Regions from separate parts of the Homo sapiens genome. Here region 2 is linked to region 1. Evidence: read pairs that join two places in POLR2A ChIA-PET (ENCODE). Cell type or tissue: OCI-LY7. All regions are shown on one strand.

Region 1 (2,500 bases):
AAGTAAGAAAGACTCTAGTGGGCCAAATGTGGAGAAATGACAGATCGCTCTCAAAACATACTGCTTCCTACCTTAAGACCGTAGCTGTCACTTCCTATCTTAAGACCCAAGCAGCTGGGTGATGGAAGGTTTTTCATCCATAGCTAAGACAACTGAAGGACCTGAGGTTCTAACTTCTGAGATATTCTCAGTGGTAAAACATTAGCACCTCTCACGTGGCAATAAACTTTACTGTTGTGCAAAGCCAGCCCAGTGTGCTGGGCAGATATGATTCCCCTAAGGAATCAGAGGAAAGGCCTAAGGCCCAGATTTTGTTCTGTTTGTACCCTCCTGGGTGGTGGCACAAGGGAGAGAATCTGAGGTCTTTCAGTCAAAACATCAGGGGTCGACTAGGCATGGTGGCTCACACCTGTAATTCCAGCACTTTGGGAGGCTGAGGTGGGAGGATCACCTTAGGTCGAGAGTTTGAGATCAGTCTGGACAACATGGTAAAACCCTGTCTCTACTAAAAATACAAAAACTAGCCAGGTGTGGTGGTGCACACCTGTAAACTCAGCTACGTGGGAGGCTGAGGCAGGAGAATTACTTGAACCAGGGAGGCAGATGTTGCAGTAAGCTGAGATAGCACCACTGCACTCCAGCCTGGGTGACAGAGTGAAACCCTGTCTCAAAAAAAAAAAAAAAAAAAAAAAGTGAGGGGTCATCAGGTGCAGCTGCCTTCACTTTGTACCATCAGGCCCATTCTATCTTTGATACATGATACCACGCAGTTCTACCTTCAGGAGACAGTCTTTGTTATTTCTCTACTTCTCTGTGCATGCGTGTGTGTGTGTGTGTGTGTGTGTGTGTGTGTGTGTGTGTGTGTGTTTTCTCCATAAGAATATGTAAGTTCTTCCAGAATAAGGAACCCTACCTCCCACCGAGTCTATCTTCCACCCCACCCGCCCCCGAGCAGCAGACTCTGAGACAGGAGTTTCAGTACACACTGTTGATTTGGAAAGTGATCCCACTAGGGGAGTTGGGAAATGAGACAGGGAAGAGAAGGAAGCCAATTTTGTGTGTTGCTGAGTGGGTTTTCACTGCAGACAACTGGGAACCTTCAGAAGACTGTGCAGAACCTACCAGGGTTAAGGCCCGCAAGGGGCAAGGAAGCTGATGCTTACCCTCCAATGCTCATTCATCATCAGCTGGGGCTGCTCTTGGGAGTATCAACTCCTGAGCACTTGCAGCCCAACATGTGTGCAGAGGAGAAAACCCTCAGGCAGAGATCACAGAGGACTTCGTAGGCGTGTAAGGAAGTCAGGGCCAACAGGATATGGGGGAAGCACAAGGCTTATGATTGTGGGCTTTGCAGTTAGAAAGTCCTGGATCCGAATTTTGGTTCAGCCAGTTGTGAGATTCTGGCAAGTTCCTTTTCTCTCTGAAGCTCATTTGCCTCCTTTGTAAATTAGAGATAATAATAGTCTACCTCACAAGGTTTTGATTCAAAATGAAACACTTACATGAAACGTTCGGTACATGCCTGGTGTGTGGGAAGCACCTGTGACCGTAACTGCCTTGTGCCATTTTAAGATTAGCACAGGACCAGCGCTGATAGCTATTGCTTGAATTGACTTTGAAATCTCAGTGAATGCTGGCACACTGCATTATGTTGTGTACACATTTTCATATCATGATTTTGACAGATTTGCACATGCTTTTGTTCTTTCTTTTTTTTTTTTTTTTTTTTTGGTAGCTCATTGTGGTTTTAACTTGAGTCTCCCTAATAACTAATGATGTCAAAACTGTTCTCATGTGCTTATTTGCCACATGTATTTTTTTTTTTTTTTTTTTGAGACAGAACCTTGCTCTGTTGCTTAGGCTGGAGTGCAGTAGCACCATCTCGGCTCACCGTAACCTCTGCATCCCGGGTTCAAGCAGTTCTTGTCTCAGCCTCCCAAGTAGCTGGGATTATAGGCACCCACCACCAGGCCCAGCTAATTTTTGTATTTTTAGTAGAGATGGGGTTTCACCATGTTGGCCAGGCTGGTCTTGAACTCCTGACAAGTGATCCACCCACCTCGGCCTCCCAAAGTGCTGAGATTACAGGCGTGAGCCACCGCGCCCACTGCCACCTGCTTTTGATACATCCTGGAACGTAAAGTATCTATTGGGTGTCAGATTGTAACTATGCGCCTGGGTGCACAGCCCCTTGCCTTTCTGGGTTTTGGTCCACAGAAAGCTAAGATATAAAGAGGGGAGGTATTCAGCTATTCAGAGGGGTTGAGAGACCAAGGAGAAGAAACGAGAGGGAGATGGTAGAGGAGACCCTCCCTTGAGGCTGCCCATCATTGTAGACAGATGGTTACTAAGGAGGAAGAGCCTGCATCATCTGGCGGCTGCTACAGGTGTGTCTGGCAGCTAAAAGTCAGACAGCTCAGGAAAAGGACTGTACCTTCCCATACTTCTAAATGTCAAGAGCAAGAGAGGGGCTCCCTGTGAAAGCCTTCTTAAAACAGAG
Region 2 (2,500 bases), 480 kb before region 1:
TGCTTGGAGCTGCAAGCTGCTATTTTGGGACCATGAGGGAGATACAAGCATGAGGACAAAAGCCAACACTGTTAAGATGGCAGAGCAGAAAAATAGGAAGAGTCCAGATTCTTAATGACATTGCTAAGCTGCCAAATCAACTTGGAGGCTGCTGCTCTCCAGACTTCTTTCTTAGTATACAATAACTGTTCTTATGATTTGGGCTACTGTTAATCTGGTTTTCTGCTAATTAATCAGTATACTCCTTTTCTGTTTGCCAAGCCTGGAAAATGACTGCTATTCAAATTCTGCTGAGATATAAAGACATTCTGTTCTTATTTTCTTCCTCTACATTTGGGTAGTCAAGTGTCTTTAAATAAATTCCACCCTCACTATTAAAGTGAAACTGTTGTTGAAAAGGTCATCAATGACCTCCTGATTGACATGTCCAATAGCTCCATCTGATTTTGCATTCTGCTGAACCTCTGTTCCATTAAACAGCTTAACCATGTTCTCATTCCTAAAGTGAATCCTTCCCTCAGTGGGCCTCACTGCTCTTTCTTTCTACTTCTCTGGCCCCTCCTCTGTGGTCCCTTCTTTCTGCCTCCTTACCTACCTACGAACCCTGACATTCTGCCCTTTGCCTTCTCTTCTCTCACTCAGCACTTTCCTGGCATGCTGCTTTCACTTCTAAGATTTTGGTTACCATCTGTGGGTGCTAGCAATGGTCCCATTCATATCTCATAGACAGATCTTTTTGCAGCACCAGATGTGAGCAGAACATGCCCAACTGGATGTCCTCATAGGACCGTCAACATCGCATTTCCTAAACTGAACTGTGTCCCTTTACAAGCTTCTCTATAACACACTTCACCACTCATACTAGCCCACAGCTAGAAACCCCAGAGTCATCCTAAGCAATTCGTTCTCTCCCAATATCCAATTCATCACCAAGTATAAAAATTTCTCTATTCTCAGGAGTCTATTGCAGCTTCCCCATGTTCACTGCAACAGCCTCCATTTATCATTTCTATAGTGCATAAGGTTTCACCTGCCTCCAATCTCTTCCCTCTCCAATCATCTGCATTGCTGGTAGAGTGGGTTTTCTAAAAGCAAACTGAATCATCTCACTGGCTTTAAAAATGTCCAAGAGGGTATGTGTGTATGTGAGGGGGGGTATGATGTGGAGACTGTATTAGCCATCATGCCCTCCAAATAAAGTCCACATTTCATAGCACGGCATAGAAGGCCCTCTAGTCTCTCTGAGTACACACTGATTTTTGCATTTCGTCTCCTACGACCTCCCCTCACTGTCTCTGTATCCTGAGCTCAAGCTCCTGTGAATTCCTCTTTCCTTCCACTATTTCCTCTGATTAGATGGTGGACATCAATTCTCAGCACTCTGAACTCCTGGCATCATTCAGTTCTCAAGTCAAACTGCACTTCTTCCCAAAAGCATTACTTGACCCAAGGACCACACCTGAGTTTCTCAACCTCAGCACTACTGGCCTTTAGAGTTGGATAATTCTTTTTGTGCGGGGGCTGACCTGTGCCTTGTAGATGTCTAGCAACATCTCTGGCTTCTGCTTACTAGATGCCAGTAGCAACCCCGCCAACCCATGTGACAATCAAAAATGTCTTCAGACACTGTAAATGTCACCTGTGGAGAGTAACTTCCCCCAGTAGAGAACTATGAAACTAGACCAGGTCTCCTTCTTATCATCCATAGCTTCCTGGTCTTCCTTGATCACCACACTCACGGCACATTTTTATTTTATTTTTTGAGACACAGTCTCACTCTGTCACCAGGCTGGAGTGCAGCGGTGATACCTTGGCTTACTGCAACATCTGCCTCCCAGGTTCAAGCAATTCTCCTGCCTCAGCCTCCTGAGTAGCGGGGATTACGGGCACCCACCACCATGCCTTGCTAATTTTTGTATTTTTAGTAGAGGCAGGGTTTCACCATGTTGGCTAGGCTGGTAATAAACTCCTGACCTCAAGCAATTTGTCCACCTTGGCCTCCCAAAGAGCTGGGATTACATGCGTGAGCCACCACGCCCAGCTTGTGACACATTTTTGAAGTGACTTGTCTGATTGTCTCATCTGCTTCCAAAGGCTGTTATCTAGGAGGGCATGGCACCCAGTAGGCATGCAGTCTAGCTTCATGGAAGAGTGGGCTCTGTGATGGGAGCAACTTCATCTGTCATCTTCATCATTATAGCTTTAGTAACCAGCGTGGTGTTGGCACATAATAGGTGCTCAGTAAGTATGTGTCGAACGAAGGAATGATTGAATGCTCCCATTCAATCACTTCTTTCTCTCTAACCGAAGAATCCTAGTTGGGGTTTTGAGCCTTGTCTTCTCTTCCCTCATAATATTATCACAAATGGCCCTGTTCCCTAGTACTTAGTACACTGGATAACAATGACAATCAAGACAATAGGTGAAATCATGTTTGTGGGAAAAATGATGCTCTATTTTGAGGGCTCTTTCTAAAAACAGAAAAACCAAGTCCAGTGCT

Evidence for each region. Peaks named below come from ENCODE experiments on the same cell type or tissue, not always from the same donor. Only the 100,000 strongest peaks of a DNase experiment are listed, where the experiment ranks them.
Region 2: POLR2A ChIA-PET joins it to region 1 with 5 read pairs; 2 of 35 experiments call an interaction of 5 or more read pairs at or near these places.

What each region holds. Positions count from the first base shown.
Region 1 is chr3:71,984,230-71,986,729 of GRCh38, reverse strand. No RefSeq gene overlaps it. Among named protein-coding and RNA genes, the nearest start is that of LINC00877, 110 kb to the left of the region's middle. In OCI-LY7, no CTCF peak of the experiment used is centred here; a DNase peak (open chromatin) is centred at 1,549; H3K4me3 peaks cover 1,477 bases; H3K27ac peaks cover 2,500 bases.
Region 2 is chr3:72,463,509-72,466,008 of GRCh38, reverse strand. LOC105377160 (a long non-coding RNA gene) reads right to left here. Exons shown (of 3, transcript XR_940961.3): 3 at 2,434-2,500. Among named protein-coding and RNA genes, the nearest start is that of RYBP, 18 kb to the right of the region's middle. In OCI-LY7, no CTCF peak of the experiment used is centred here; no DNase peak of the experiment used is centred here.